5 separate regions of the Homo sapiens genome follow, and all the other regions are linked to region 1. The links are chromatin contacts, found by Hi-C in ENCODE. All regions are on one chromosome and are shown on one strand. Each heading gives the region's core, a stretch centred on a gene start or an enhancer-like site at or near the end of the contact. The rest is flanking DNA. Distances are from core to core; before and after follow the strand shown. Region 1 holds the start of PTTG1IP (PTTG1 interacting protein). Region 2 holds the start of NDUFV3 (NADH:ubiquinone oxidoreductase subunit V3). Region 3 holds the start of PKNOX1 (PBX/knotted 1 homeobox 1). Region 4 holds the start of PDXK (pyridoxal kinase). Region 5 overlaps PCBP3 (poly(rC) binding protein 3).

Region 1 (2,775 bases), core at 202-2,701:
CCTTGACTAACAAACTTCAAGGCAGCTGCATTGCTAACGTCACAAACCCTAAGCACACTTGGAGGCAGGTAAGAAGAAACACAAATAATCCTGCATCGGAATAAACATTCCATAAGGTCACAAAAAGAAAAGGTGCTCTACTATGCTAAACAGACACTGACAGAGCCTGGGCTAACAAGAGCTGAGAAAAGTATTAGCCCCTCAAGCTGGGCCCAGGTCAACCCTAATTGTAAGGGTCAGGAAACTGAAGTTAAGGTGGCACTATTCCCCACCACTAGTGGTCACCTGGAAACTCCACACACGGAAGCCAGCATGACATTGTGAAACAGGTCCAACCATGACACTCTCCAGCTTAGAACCTGCTGGATTTTCCCGCAGCCCACCAGGCCCTGGAGGCCCAGCCCCACAGGAAGCCACCCTCTATAAACACTGCCGGTTTCTGGAACTCTGAGTCTCCTGTCATGCACTTTCCTCCCCCAGCCCCCGCGCCCTCACTGCTTCTTTCTTGGTCAGCCTCCCGGGGACTCAGCTCCTCTTGGATAGGAGCTCTGGCTGTCGGTCACCACTGTGGCCGCAGGGCCTGGTGCAGACGGGATAAACGATGAAGAATGCCACCTGCGCGTCTGGACAGCGTAGAACCGCAATCAGCTTGCTTCAAAATCAGATGCTACAGCCTGGCTTTGGGGACGCCTTCCTTTCTAAGGCATAAGTGCGAGCGTTCGCTGCTGTGCGTGGAACTGCGGCCGGGAGGGAGTGGCGGCGTGAACGCCGGCGGCTGTAGAGACACACCGGCCGCGGCCCCATCACCCTGCAGGGGCCTGCGGCCGCCATCCCGGCCTGCCCCCGACCAGCTGTGCGACCTCGAACACGTCGTGAGCCGGCTTCCCGGCTCGGGATCGAACCCGAGGAGTGCTGTTTGGGGTCGCAGTGAGGCTAAGGGAGGCCGCAGGTGCCAAGCGTCCCGCCTGCCGGGCGAGGGCCAACCCGAGGCCACGCGCGAGGAGCGGCCGCAGCGACTGGACAAAACAAAGACAAAGACAAAGACGGCTCTTCCCCTGCCCGCGCCCCAGCCGCGACGGCAGCTCCCGCGGCCGCCAAACGGGCGTGACCCTCGAGGAGCCTCCGTCGGGGCGCTGCCTGCGACCGTGGGCCCAGGCCGCCCGCCGAGCCCAGCGCCCTGGCCGAAACCCCGACCCCGACCCCGACCTGGACCCACCAGCCGCCCCGCCCCCTTCGCGGCCCCGCCCGCCCCGGCGCCCTCACCAGCTCCGGGAGGCTCCTGCGCGGCGGCCACCGGGATGAGCAGCAGGAGCAGCGCGGCGCCACCGAGGCGCAACCTCCAGTACGGCGTCGGCCCGCGGGCCACTCCGGGCGCCATGGTCGGCCGGTCGCTCTATCAGTCAGTGGAGCGTTACAACTCCGACTCCAGCACAAGCGGTCTCCGCCCGGAACAGCCGCGGCGCCGGAAGTGGACCTGCGAGGTGGGGCCATGCGAGTGCGCAGCCTCAAAAAGCAGCTCGCCCCGCTCCCTCGCCATCTGCCCCGCCCCTCGCCAACGGGCTCGCCTCCCGGCGCGGCTGAGGTTCAGTGCGCCTGCGCGATAGAGGAAAGGAGCCTGGTAGCGAGGAGAGCGGCTGAGGCTCAGTGCGCCTGCGCGGCGCGGATGGGCGAGGCGTGACCGAGGGGCGAGGCGTGACCGAGGGGCGAGGCGTGACCGAGGGGCGAGGCGTGACCGAGGGGCGAGGCGTGACCGAGGGGCGAGGCGTGACCGAGGGGCTCGCCGCGGCTCCTGCGCCTGCGCGGCGGGGAACGGCGACCGGCTGAGGGGACTAGGGGAGCGCGGTGCTTCGGTGGCGGAGGTCACGGTGGCCTCCATCCTAAAGGGCTGCGGGCGTCCCGGACGGCGGTCCCAAGCGCTGCTCACGCTGCTCTTAAGTGAGCCCTGGACGAGGCGCGGTGGGCCCTCATAGTCCGCGCCGGCGCCCTCGCTCCACACCGCGGCGTCCGGCCCTGGGCTCCCGCCGATGTCCGCGTGGGACTTTTAGGGGATTTGTTTATTTTTGTACGTTAACCACACTAGAAACGGCCCCAGAATGGGCTGAAACGTGTGCTGCTGAAGCTGCCACCTAAACTCCCGAGAGAAGCGCCGTTTCTCCTCCATGGCTTCTCGCCGACGCCCTCGCTGCGGCCTTCCGGGCCCCTCGGTTGATAAAAGGACTAAATAGTGACGGACATTTTTAAGGCTACTTAAGAAATGGCAAAAATACATTTAGAGGTGTGAACCCGAACACACTGCGCGCTTTAAGCCCCGCGAGAGCCGGGGCCGCCCGCTTCTGTGCGCCCGTAGCTCCTTTCTCGGGTCCGGGATTCGCCGGTGCCGGGGACAGAAACCTCCTGCCTTCTTAGTTCATGACCCTTGTAGATGAACTTCCCTGTTTTCTGCACTGCTTAGACCAGAAGACGGGAAACCGTGACTGCCGCACCCTTCCCTGAAGCAGGCACTGCCCGTCGTCCATCAAACGCGAGGACTGCGCCCACCTCGTAGGAAGGACGCCGCGGTCCTGCTAAAAGCCTCCGCCTCTGCCTGCCCGAGGGCACCCTTCCCCTCCCCGCTTCCGAGGGCGGACTCCATTCCTCTGGAGCCGGTGTTTCCGGGTGGGCCAGCCTCCAACTGCCTTTGAATAACCCCCCCTTACATTAGATTCTGACCCTGTGGTGATTTTAGGTTGGGATTTGGGCGCCTGCAGATGGCTCCGAAGCCAGCCTCTTGTGATC
Region 2 (2,775 bases), core at 179-2,678, 2.0 Mb before region 1:
TAGGAAGTGGAGCTTGCAGTGAGCCTAGATTGTGCCACTGTACTCCAGCCTGGGCAACAGAGCAAGACTCTGTCTCAAAAAAAAAAATTTAGGCCAGGCACAGTGGCTCACACCTGTAATCCCAGGGCTTTGGGAGGCCGAGACGGGTGGATCACGAGGTCAGGAGATGGAGACCATCCTGGCTAACACGGTGAAACCCTGTCTCTACTAAAAATTACAAAAATTTAGCCGGGCGTGGTGGCGGGTGCCTGTAGTCCCAGCTACTCGGGAGGCTGAGGCAAGAGAATGGCGTGAACCCGGGAGGCGGAGCTTGCAATGAGCCAAGATGGCGCCACTGCACGCCAGCCTGGGCTACAGAGCAAGACTCCGTCTCAAAAAAAAAAAAAAAATTTAAACAAAAAAAAAATCTTTTGGCATTTTTTTTTCTCCCTTTAGGGACAAAGGATCCCTTCTCATGATTATCCTAAGATCTAAGGTTATTCTTTTTGCCTCCCAGGGTGGATGGTGGCAGATGCCCTTGCATTTACTTGATAGCAGACTCCTCTTTGATAAAGGCCTTTGATAAAGGCCTCATTCCGCCAGTTTATCTTGCCACCTCAATGAATCGCTAGCTGTGTCAGGAATCCCTACACAATCCATTTAAATGACTGTGGCAGGGCCTCTTCCCCTGTGGAAGCTGAAGGTGGCACGTCCATCTCCGATGAAATGCGAATGGGGCTCTGGGCACGCGGCGGAAGGCAGAGAAGAGGCAGAGAAAGAAGCTAATAACTAATTACACCGACTCCACAATTACGACTAACGTTGGGGACGAACTCTTTGCTAAATAAACATTTAGGTGAAACAAAGCTTCCATTTCCAATCGGCCTAACTCTGGTATTAGCGTTGGCAGGGGCCATGCAGGAGGGGCAGTGAGCAGTGGTGGCCGCGTTGCCGACAGAGGGTGAGGGAGCTGGGCGCGTGGTGTGGGCGCCGAGGTCCCGAGCTGAAGAGCTTTAAAACCTCTCAAAACACAGAACTATCAATCAAGTAGGACCAGACTGTGCCCCCAGGGAAGGTCGCAGATTTAAGGCTGCGAGGACAAGGGCAAAGAAGTGCGAAGCGTTCGGGTGGACATGCAAGCCGGCCCAGCGCAGACGCCTGAGAGGGGTGCCCAGCAGCCCCCGCAGGTCTCCGCCGCGCCCCCGCCACAGCGCCCAGGCGCCCGCAGGGCACAGGGATCGGCACCAGCCGGTGACGTGTCCCTCACGCTGCTGCCTGTGATTGGTGGTCCCGATCCGGGGCGTGGCCCCAAGGGAGGCACTTAGCCCTACTGGGGATGCGCGCGCAGACCCACGGCCTCTGCTCCGCCCCCAGCTGGCCTGTAATTGGCGCAGTCGGCCCAAGGGGCGGCTGTTCAGGCGCGGGTGCGCGCGCAGCTGCTGTGGCCCTGCTTGGTGCGCCCGCTGTCACCGCCATGGCTGCCCCGTGTTTGCTGCGGCAAGGACGAGCCGGGGCGCTGAAGGTAAAGGAGGAGCCAGCCTGGGCTGGCTGCGCGGCCCCGAGCCTACGTAGGGGATGGGGTGAGGGGGCGCGGTGCTGGTCAGGTCCGGGCCTGTCCGCGACCTCTAGCCGTCCTAGTTGGGCCGCTGACCCCGCTCCCTGGGCCCAGGACTGACCGCCACGGGGCCAGGCCCGGATGTGGCCAGCGAGCGTCCCGCGGTTCCCCCGAGCCGGTCCGCCGCCGCCGCTGCCCGAGGCCCAGGCCGAGGCTGGCGTGCCCCGTGCCGACGGGCGCTCCCGAGGGCTGCATGCCTGGGCGGCAGACTCGGGTGGACGTTCCCAGGTGATGCTGCCGCGCGGCTGGGGTCAGCCGCTGTGCGGCTCCCGCACGGCTTCTCTGAAGGACAGTGACTTCTCCATTTAGCCAAGAGAGGAAATGAGGGAACTTTCAGGGACCTGGTTAACTTGGTAACTTACTGACAGCCGTTGAGAAGCCAGCTGACATGACCTGACCTGTGAAAAGGAGAAGAAGGGCTTTCTTTTCGGCAAATAAAAAGCTAAGGCCAAGGCCGGGCGCGGACACTTTGGGATTTTGCCTGTAATCCCAGTACTTTGGAAGGCCGAGCCAGGCGGATCGCTTGAGTTCAGGAGTTCGAGACTAGCCTGGCCAACATGTCGAAACCCCGTCTCTAAAAAATACAAAAAATTAGTCTGGCGTGGTGGTGCATTCCTGTAATCCCAGCTACTCGGGAGGCTGAGGTGGGAGGATCCCATGAACCCGGGACGCGGAGGTTGCAGTGAGCCGAGATCATACCACTGCACTCCAGCCTGGGGGACAGAATAAATAAATAAATAAAATAAGGCTAAGACCACTTCACTCTCTTACAAATTTTAAAATGGCTGTTATTACAAAAGCAGTAACTATTCCCTGCAGAATATATATGCGTGTGTGTATATATATATATAAATACATATTATATATATTATATATAAATATATATTATATATATATTTATATAATATGTAAATATATATTATATATTTATATAATATATAATATATTATATAAATATATATTATATAATATATATAATATGTTTATATAAATATATATTATATATTTATATATTTATATAATATATAATATATATTTATATATTATATATAATATATATCATAATATAATATATAATATATATATATTTTTTTTTGAGACAGAGCCTCACTCTGTTGCCCAGGCCCAGGCTGGAGTGCAATGGCACCATCTCAACTCCCTGCAACTTCTGCCCCCTGGGA
Region 3 (2,775 bases), core at 74-2,573, 1.9 Mb before region 1:
TCAGTCTTGAATACTGAGCTTTTTTTGTCCCCTTGAACTTCCCTCCTTGGGCAAGTATCTCAGGGCCTCCCTCTTGCCCACCCTGCTGCTTCCCATCTTTCTGAAAGAGGCGGCTCTGCAGCTGCACAGCACTTGGCCAAGACCTCCTGGCGGTGTGGAGCTCTGAAGACACAGGAGGGATGTCCTCCGAGCTGTTCATGCCTAGACCTACCCCCAGGCTCCCTCTAGCAATCAGCTCCAGTCCTGGGCCTGTCTGCCTTCCGGGAGGAGTGGGGGCCCACAGAGCTGCCCTTCCCGCGCTGTGTATGGACTCAAGGCACTGATGGCCTTCGGTGGGCCACTGCATAAATGGATGTTTCTGCAGTATTGAAGGCCAGTCAGGCAAACCGTGTGCTTTCCTACGCAGTGGGGAATGTGTCGCCCTTTCCTTACATCTTGGAGACCAAAGCCACCATCTGCACTTGTGGGTACATTGTGGCAGTGGTCGGTTAGGGTGGTCTTTCAAAGCAGTTTGAAATGCAGACACTTGTGGGCGTCCCCTAAGGCAGGTGCCCTTTACCTGGAGGCCGCATTGGTCACCTAGACCCGCAAGGCTCACCTGGGCCGGAAGGTGTGGTCAAGCGAGGCCAAGTAGCCCAGAGGCCACCCCTAAGCACCTGTGGACATCATGAGTCCTTGCTGGGGTCCTCACAGAGGGAAGACAGCCCCCAGGGTAAAGCCTCAGGTGCTAAGCACTCGCGCTGCCGCAGGGGGGGAGGCACGTGAGCATCCACTGTGCCGCCCAGGACGGGCCCACCCGGGCTCCAGAGCCTGGGGAGGAAGGCTGCGAGGCTCCCACGGGCTTACATTCAAACCGGGCACACACAGAACGGAGGCCTTCGGCTACGGGACGCCCGGCGGTGGGGTTACGGATGGTACAGCCCTCCCTCCCCGCCTGCTCGAGGCAAATGGTTTCGCCCGGCTACACACACCTCTCCTGGGCGGCAACCGAGGGCGCGGAGGGGGCAAGACGTGCGCTGAGGCCACGCCCCTACTGCATAGTCATAAGGCGGGAGGCTCTGCCTTCGGGGCGGGGCAGACAGCTCCTCGCGCTCGGGCGCGGCCGGTTGGGGGCACGGCCTAGCTCCGGGTGCGGGCGGGGCTGGAGGCGGGGCCGGCCACCGCCCGGTTCCCGCCCTCGCTCTCCTCCCCCAGCGATCAGGCCCCGCCCCGCGCCCGCCGCCGCGCAGGGAGGGGCGGGGCCCGTCTCCGGCAGGCCCCGCCCCCTCTCTGAATATTGATGCGGCGCGCGTCGGCGTCGCCCTCCTCCCATTGAGCGAGGCTGTGTCGCGTGGCCCAGCGTCGGCGTGACGGTTGGACGCGGGCGCGGCACTGCGGGTCCCGATTGCTGCAGCCGCTTGTCAGTGTGATGAAGATTGGCACCCAGGTAAGCTGTCACTCAACCGCTCCGCCGCCGCCGCCGCCGCTCTCGCCGCCGCCGTCCCTATCAATCACACCGGCCCGCGGCCGCCGCCCGCCGCCGCCGCTGCCGCCCGGGTCTGGAGGGCCGGCGCTGCCCTCGAGGGCCCGCATTTGACCCGCCGCCCGGGGCAGGGGGCGGGGAGGGGGCGCGGGTGGGGGAGGGGAGCGGGCACCCGCGGGGGAGGGGGCGCCTTCAGCCCAACCGGCGCGGGGGCGCGCCCAGTTGGTTTCTTAGTGTGGGTTGAGGGACGCGGAAATTTCTGGAAGGCGCCGCCGCCGCCGCGCTGGGCCTGATCGAAGCGCGCGCTCCTAACCGTCCCTTTCGGAGTGCGGCGCGCGCCCCGGCGCGGGGCGGGGGCGCGCGGAGCCCGGCGCGGGCGGGGCGGCGGGCGTGAGGGTCGGGGGCGCGCGGCGGGGCGGGGCCGGGGCGGGCGGCGCGCGTGGGGCCGGTCGGGTCCGCGGCCTCGCGGAGTCCTCAGGGCCGGCGGGGCTGCTCGGAGGGTGCGGGGCGCGCGGCGGCGCAGGCGGGAAGATGGCGGCCGCGACCCCGGCCCCGGCCTCGGCCGTGGCGAGCGGGTGGGTCGGGGTCCTGGGGGCGGTGGGCGTGATGGGGCTCGTGGCCCTCAGCCGGGCGCCGGCGCGGGAGCAGCCCAGGGCCGCTCGCTGACGGCAGTGTTTGGGGCCGGGTGCTGGGGAAGCGGTTCCGGCGTCCCGGGAATTGGTGGGAAGAGCCGCTTCTGTCACACGGGTCGTGGTAATGGATGACAGGAAGTGCCGGGCAGGGTCTGGGCGCCCTGTGGGTTTGCACCTTCCTTGTGAGGGAAATCGTGTCACTTAACGAAAAATGAAGAAACGCGGAGTCTGCTTTATGTCATCCTCGTGGCTCTCGAAATGCCTTATTTGGACAGTGGCTCTGCGACGGGACCAGTTAGGGCCTCCGTTCCGATGGCGGATTCCTGACGGGAGGCCCGAGGGTCCGGGAATGGCGGCGTCCTGAGGTCGGGCCCAGGGCAGGCCAGGCTGAGCGCCACGGCGGGGCCGCAGCCCTGGGGGGTGTTCCACCTGTGTGTGGGGTTCTCTTCCAACTCTACGAGAGTTTGCTTTTTAAAACAGTAGATGATTTTTCCTTAGGAAGTGGTTCCTCTTCAGGATGAAAGAAACCCCCAGCTTTAGTTAGGTCTACTTTCATGATTTTTCCTGGCATACTGAAAAATAGGCTTTCTCTAAACATAAGGAAGAATCGAGGTGAAATGTGAACCTCTGCCAGTATAGTTATTGGTGATGCTCTTGCATTTAGTCATAATTTGGAAGATG
Region 4 (2,775 bases), core at 76-2,575, 1.2 Mb before region 1:
AACCTCCACCTCCTGGGTTCATGCAATTCTCCTGCCTCAGCCTCCCAAGTAGCTGGGATTACAGGTGCACACCACCACACCCAGCTAAATTTTTGTATTTTTAGTAGAGATGGGGTTTCATTATGTTGGCCAGACTGGTCTTGAACTCCTGACCTCTTGATCCGCTCAACTCAGCCTCCCAAAGTGCTGGGATTATAGGCGTGAGCCACCGCGCCCGGCCAATGTTAGCTATTATTAATGGACAATTATGACTAATTATGAAGTACTTTCTTTTAAAAGCCTAGATCTCTAAGTAATGTCTTCCTCCCTCAGTCCTCAGCACCCGCCTGGTCGGGCATTGGGTCTCACCAAGCTACAGAGCCCTAGGTGCGCTGTGTTAGGTCACCAAGACTTTAGTCTGGTGATACTGACCCCAGGGCCCCAAATCACCATGTCTGCAAGTCTGGAACCCAAAGGCCTCCGTTCCCCGGGGTGGTGCAGGGAAGCCGCAGGGAGTGCGTCAGCTGTGGAGAGCGTAGGGGTGGGAAGTGAAGGCTGTGGGGTCCCCCAGGGGGTCAGGTTCGTCCTCGAAGGCAGGCCCTCCACAGGAAGACCTGGTTGGGGTGGGATCGGACACGCGGCCCAGACCCAGGCACCTGTGGATGGACGGCCGGGCATGTGGCCATCGGCTGGGGGCCTCTGCAGGCCGCGCCACCAGAGTGGGCACTCAGGGTCCGCAAGGGTCTGGGGCGCCCCCAGAGAAGCCCGCCGCCCCAGGCCGGTGCGGAGTTGACTGGGTCCCCCCGGCCCCGTGTCTGTCAGCTCCCGCGCGGCCCCTGGGAAGGGACGCGGATCGGATGCGGGCTCCGGGCCCTGCAGGCAGTTGAGAGCGCGGTTCCCTTGGGTATCCGGGGTCCGGGGTCACTTTCGCGCCTCCGCACTATTCCCACGCCCGCGCGCACTCTCGTGGCCATCCGCGTTGCGAGAGTGTCGCGCCCGGAGGTCAGGGGCGTGGAGCCCGGGCCCCCGAGTCTCCCCTGCGTGCGGCGGGGCGCGGGGCGCGGGGCGCGGGGCGCAGGGCTGAGGCGGAGCACAATGGTTGAATGAATGAATGAACGAACGAATGAACGGCGCTGCAGAGCCCTCTCCAGGCGGAATGAAAGTGCAAACCCAGCGTTTCGGGCGGCAGAGTGGCGGGGGCCACCTGGCGCGGCCGCGCGGCCAGGGTCCGGTTTCGCTTCCTCCCAGCCCGGGGGCGGGGCCTGCGTGGCTGTCCCCGCCCCGGTCCGCCCCCGGCCAGCCCCCGGCGCCGCGCGGAACTCGCGGGTTCGGAGCCGCCCGCTGAGGTCAGAAGGAGGCGTCTGCGCTGATCGGGTCCGCCGCGCGCCAGAGCCAGAGTCGCAGCCGAGGGGAGCCGGGGCCGGAGCCCGAGCCCGAGCCGAGCCGGAGCCCGAGCGAGCGGCGGAGACCGTGCCCCCGCCTCGGCCCCGCGCCGCCGCGGCCAGGCCCGGCATGGAGGAGGAGTGCCGGGTGCTCTCCATACAGAGCCACGTCATCCGCGGCTACGTGGGCAACCGGGCGGCCACGTTCCCGCTGCAGGTACGCATCCGCCCGCAGCCCGGGCTTACGTAACCCGAGCCCGTGACCTTGGCGGGGCTGCCCGAGACGAGCCTCAGTTCCCCGAGGGAGGCTCGGGAGCTGCGGGCAGAGCCTGGCGCGGGCGCCCTGGAGGCAGGCGCGGGATGAGCCTCCCGCTCTGCTTGGCTTGCGGGGGCGGAAGCGGAGGGCTGAGCGCTCTGCGGGCCCCTGCGGGTGGGACGGGTCCGGCGTCGGGGTACGCGGGTAGGAGGGAGCCCTGTGCACCAGCTATGGCGCAGCCGCTCGTCCTCGCCCCTTCCCGCCGACCGGGCCAACTGCCGCGGGGGCGGGCGGGCGGTGCGGCTCCCGGAGGCGAGGAAATGTCGCAGAGCCCCGAGGAGTCCCGGAGCAGTCACGCGAGCCGGGACCTTGCCCCGCTGGAACGCAGAAGCGGCCGTGGAGCTCGAGACGCTCGCGCGCTCACCTCCTGGGCCCCTGTGCGTGGGGAAGTCAGGAAGAAGACGCCGAGTGAGGTCACGGTGCCCACGAGGGTGGATTCCCCTCGGCCTGACCACGCCAGGAGGTGGCCGAAGGGAAGAGGGTGGGGCAGGGGCTGCTCTGCACCCTCTAGCAGAGCGGCATCCCTGCAGGTGTTTGCTCTGACGAGGAGAAGCCCCAGAGAGCAGTTCGGGACTGTGCGGATTGGCTTTAGGGAGCCAGCTTTTAAAACGCGTTGGCCCACGGCCTCCTGGTTGCAGCTAAGTGGCCCGTGGAGGGGTAGGAGAGGCCTGGGTGCAGTGGCGTGGGTGTCACGCAGGGCCGAGGCAGAACCAGGACGACGGGCACTTCCTGGCCTTGTCGAGTCAGCAGGAGGGCTGGGGGTGCCCTGCCGGGTCGTGCTCTCCTGTGCTGCCCACCTGCGGCCTGGTCACTGGGGACGGGAGCAGGTATGCCTGGTCCCTGTGCTGGGCCCCACGGGATGTAAAGAAGGGCCACCTGGGCACGGCGGGGCCTGCGGTGCGGGCTGGCCTGGGAGGAGGACAGGAAGAGGGGAGCAGAGCTTCAGTGGAATTTGAGGGCTGACCTAGGCGTGCCCCCAGGAGGACCAAGCTGAGCAGAGTTGAGCGTGGAAAGGCAGGGGGTTCGAGTCCGAAGTAAGTGGAGGTCCTGTTGGGAAGGATGCGGTGCTTCACAGGTGGTCTTACTTGAGACCCTGTT
Region 5 (2,775 bases), core at 98-2,597, 1.0 Mb after region 1:
GTGCACTCCTGAGGGGAATGTAGATAATAGAACCTGGAACTCTGCACTGCTGAGGGGAATGGAGATAATAGAACCTGGAACTCTGTGCATTGCTGAGGGGAATGTAGATAATAGAACCAGGAACTCTGCATTGCTGAGGGGAATGTAGATAATAGAACCTGGAACTTTGTTTACTGCTGAAGGGAATGTAGATAATAGAACCTGGAACTCTGTGCACTGCTGAGGGGAATGTAGATAGTGGAACCGCCGTGCCGCAGTCTTGAACAGTTTCTTAGGAAGTTCCACGTGCTGCTTCCGCAGGATCCAACCGTTGTGCTCCTAGGTGGTACCTGCAGGAAATGGAAGTGCTTCCATGAGAAGAACTGTGCACAAATGTCTAAAGCAGCTTTACTCGTGTATCCCGCCTTGCATACAGCTCGAATGTTCTTCACTGGTTGAGTGGAAGAGCCAGTGGTGGTTTTTTCCCACGGTGGAATTCTAAACAGAAAAGAACTGTTTATATGCTCAGCAGCGTGGATACATCTTCTATAAATACTAAGAGAAGCCAGACACAAAAGAATACTTACGACATGATTCCCTTTGTGTCGACTTCTGAAAGTCCAGGAGTCTATAGTGACCGCAAGTGGGCACCTGTCGGCGGGCAGTGGCGGGTGGAGTGGGAGCACGGACCACAGGGGACCAAGGACTGCAGGTTCCTGTGAGCCACTGTGGGACACCCCAGGGGTATACACGGGCAAGATTGTCACACTGTAGACTTGAAGTATGTGCAGCCTATTAACCATCAATGATACCTTTAAAAGGCCATGACACCACATTACACACGCAAGGTTAAACGGTGAGTCGGTCTGTGCCACTGCACGGGGCCATCAGAGCTCTCTCTGAGCGCCTCCTCCCCTGGCCCGGCCCCTTCTCCTGCACAGCCCCGGGGCCTCTGCGCCCCTTTGACCTCAGCCTCCTGGGCTGTCTCAATTGCCCTGTGCCTGTCACCCAGTGGGAGCAGCCCCTGAGTCAGGACGTCCACACAGCCTGCCTTCCACAGAGCACCACCGGCCTAAAATCACCACAGGGTCAGAATCTAATGTAAGGGGGGTTTATTCAAAGGCAGCTGGAGGCTGGCCCACCCAGAAACACCAGCTCCAGAGAAATGGAGTCCACCCTCGGGAGTAGGGAGGGGAAGGGTGCCCTCGGGCAGGCAGAGGCGGAGGCTTTTAGCAGGACCGCGGCGTCCTTCCTACGAGGTGGGCGCTGTCACAGCGTTTGATGGACGACGGGCAGTGCCTGCTTCAGGGAAGGGTGCATTTAACCTGTCAGAGGGTGCGGCAGTCACCGTTTCCTGTCTTCTGGTCCTTGCTTATCAGGACAAAGGGGAAGTTCCTCTACAAGGGTCATGAACTAAGAAGGCAGGAGGTTTCTGCCCCTGGCATTGGTTAATTCCCTCCAGTCATCGTGCAGAACAAGGAAACAGAGTGCATTAGTCCCTGGCCTGAGAAAGGGGAGCTGCAAGTGCACGTGAGGGGCGCAGTCCCGTCTCTGACGGGGCGTGGGGGGGGGGGCGGTCCCGTCTCTCACGGGGCGTGGAGGGCGCAGTCCCGTCTCTCGCGGGGCTTCATGTACCAGACCGTGTTCATGTTCACACCTGGGAGGAGGGGAAGCAGGCATGGTCTGTGCGGCAGGTCCAGCCAACCCACAGGGCCTTGGATGAGTCTCTGCAGCTGAGGCTGGCACTGCCAGGGCTGACCCCAAGGCTGTGGCTAAATTGGGCTCCCAGCACTGGCCCTGTGTCCTCCGTGAGGAGATCTGCACCCCAGGTCTATGCATGGACTGTCCCCACCCCCAGGCCCCAAGCTCAGCTCCCTTCAACCTGTGTGTCCTCAGGGCACCTTCACTCCATCCACCTGGGTCTCCCCATCTTAGTGACCGTCTCCACTGTGGGTGCCAGGACCCTCTCTACTTCCATGGCTGTGCGTCAGGGCCACTGTGTGAGCTGGAAATCAGCGCAGGGAACTCTGGAGAGGGGAGGGAGTCCTGGGGAGGGGAGGGAGTGCTGGAGAGGGGAGGGAGTCCTGGAGAGGGGAGCCGATAATAACAGGGAAGCCCCATGAGGAGGGACCATGATGGAGCGAGGACTGAGTGCAGGAAGGAGGGTGTTCTAGGCCCGGGCAGAGAGGGGAGTCTCTAGGGAGGAGAAGTGCCGGGGGCTTTTACCCTCAGGGCCTATGGCAGTTGTGGGGTGATGGATGAGGCCTTAGACTAAACTCTGAGAGAATGGGATGTGGAGAGTTGTCTTGAGCAGGGAGGGAGTGGGGAGGAGGGAGGGGGCTCTGTGTTGCTGGTTGGAGGCATCCCTGGCACCTGTCACAGCAGGGGCTGGAGGGTGGGGCAGGAGCTGGGGGCAGTGGGGGTGGAAGAGGATGCAGAAAAGCTCAGATTGTGCCTCACATGGTGGGTGGGGCTGCTGGGCTTGTTAATGCATGGGATGGGGTGGGTCAGGAGTCGTGCTGGTCACATATGTCAGATGTGGGTGTCTGAAATCCCCGTGGCCACAGCTGTAGGCTGCATCCCCTGGGAGCTGGGGTGCAGAGTGTGTTCTGGCCTGAGGCACATCTGCAGATGGTGGTCCACAGACCCCCTGGGCAAGTGCAGACAGTGGGGAGGCAGGTGAGGGCCCCGGGTGCAGACGGGGGGTGGGGATGAGGTGGGTGGGGACCCAGGCCCTCACGGATGACTGTGCCTGTCCCTTCTCCCTGTCCCATTGCATGGGCTAAAATGTGCTAA

What was found. A loop is a pair of places that touch in the nucleus more often than their neighbours do. Pooled maps may share reads with other maps.
Region 2: a pooled map shows a loop between it and region 1 (13-fold over the local background). The contact joins the promoter of NDUFV3 here to the promoter of PTTG1IP in region 1. A Hi-C loop is called at or near these places in 1 of 168 maps with a recorded cell type or tissue (CD8-positive, alpha-beta T cell), 1 of 37 single-sample maps with no recorded cell type and 7 of 50 pooled maps.
Region 3: a loop to region 1 is called in a map of naive thymus-derived CD4-positive, alpha-beta T cell, with 7 times the contacts of the local background. The contact joins the promoter of PKNOX1 here to the promoter of PTTG1IP in region 1. A Hi-C loop is called at or near these places in 1 of 168 maps with a recorded cell type or tissue (naive thymus-derived CD4-positive, alpha-beta T cell), 1 of 37 single-sample maps with no recorded cell type and 11 of 50 pooled maps.
Region 4: a map with no recorded cell type shows a loop between it and region 1 (25-fold over the local background). The contact joins the promoter of PDXK here to the promoter of PTTG1IP in region 1. A Hi-C loop is called at or near these places in 3 of 37 single-sample maps with no recorded cell type and 8 of 50 pooled maps.
Region 5: a map of transverse colon shows a loop between it and region 1 (9-fold over the local background). The contact joins the enhancer-like site here to the promoter of PTTG1IP in region 1. A Hi-C loop is called at or near these places in 2 of 168 maps with a recorded cell type or tissue (naive thymus-derived CD4-positive, alpha-beta T cell and transverse colon) and 6 of 50 pooled maps.

Annotation. Positions count from the first base shown.
Region 1 is chr21:44,872,239-44,875,013 of GRCh38, forward strand. PTTG1IP (PTTG1 interacting protein) reads right to left here and starts at 1,452. Exons shown (of 6, transcript NM_004339.4): 1 at 1,264-1,452. The coding sequence starts at 1,378. RefSeq lists enhancers at 573-1,073, 1,074-1,574, 1,732-2,409 and a silencer at 1,166-1,815.
Region 2 is chr21:42,891,881-42,894,655 of GRCh38, forward strand. It overlaps NDUFV3 (NADH:ubiquinone oxidoreductase subunit V3), which reads left to right and starts at 1,429. Exons shown (of 4, transcript NM_021075.4): 1 at 1,429-1,501. The coding sequence starts at 1,454. It also overlaps a transcript of WDR4 not described here. RefSeq lists silencers at 916-1,215, 1,556-1,805.
Region 3 is chr21:42,973,239-42,976,013 of GRCh38, forward strand. PKNOX1 (PBX/knotted 1 homeobox 1) reads left to right here and starts at 1,324. Exons shown (of 11, transcript NM_004571.5): 1 at 1,324-1,426. RefSeq lists silencers at 512-671, 982-1,371, 1,502-1,821, 1,962-2,161 and an enhancer at 2,123-2,775.
Region 4 is chr21:43,717,804-43,720,578 of GRCh38, forward strand. PDXK (pyridoxal kinase) reads left to right here and starts at 1,326. Exons shown (of 11, transcript NM_003681.5): 1 at 1,326-1,578. The coding sequence starts at 1,492. It overlaps LOC124905032 (a long non-coding RNA gene), which reads right to left and starts at 745. Exons shown (of 2, transcript XR_007067896.1): 1 at 412-745. RefSeq lists enhancers at 628-677, 2,019-2,775 and silencers at 828-1,617, 1,658-1,967, 2,125-2,314.
Region 5 is chr21:45,890,929-45,893,703 of GRCh38, forward strand. All of the region lies in intron 5 of PCBP3 (poly(rC) binding protein 3), which reads left to right. Among named protein-coding and RNA genes, the nearest start is that of PCBP3-AS1, 56 kb to the left of the region's middle. RefSeq lists an enhancer at 1,219-1,940. Within about 2 kb of position 1,348, at least 4 of the 41 ENCODE cell types and tissues checked have a DNase peak (open chromatin) inside an H3K27ac peak, as active enhancers do; they include transverse colon, where a contact is called at or near this core.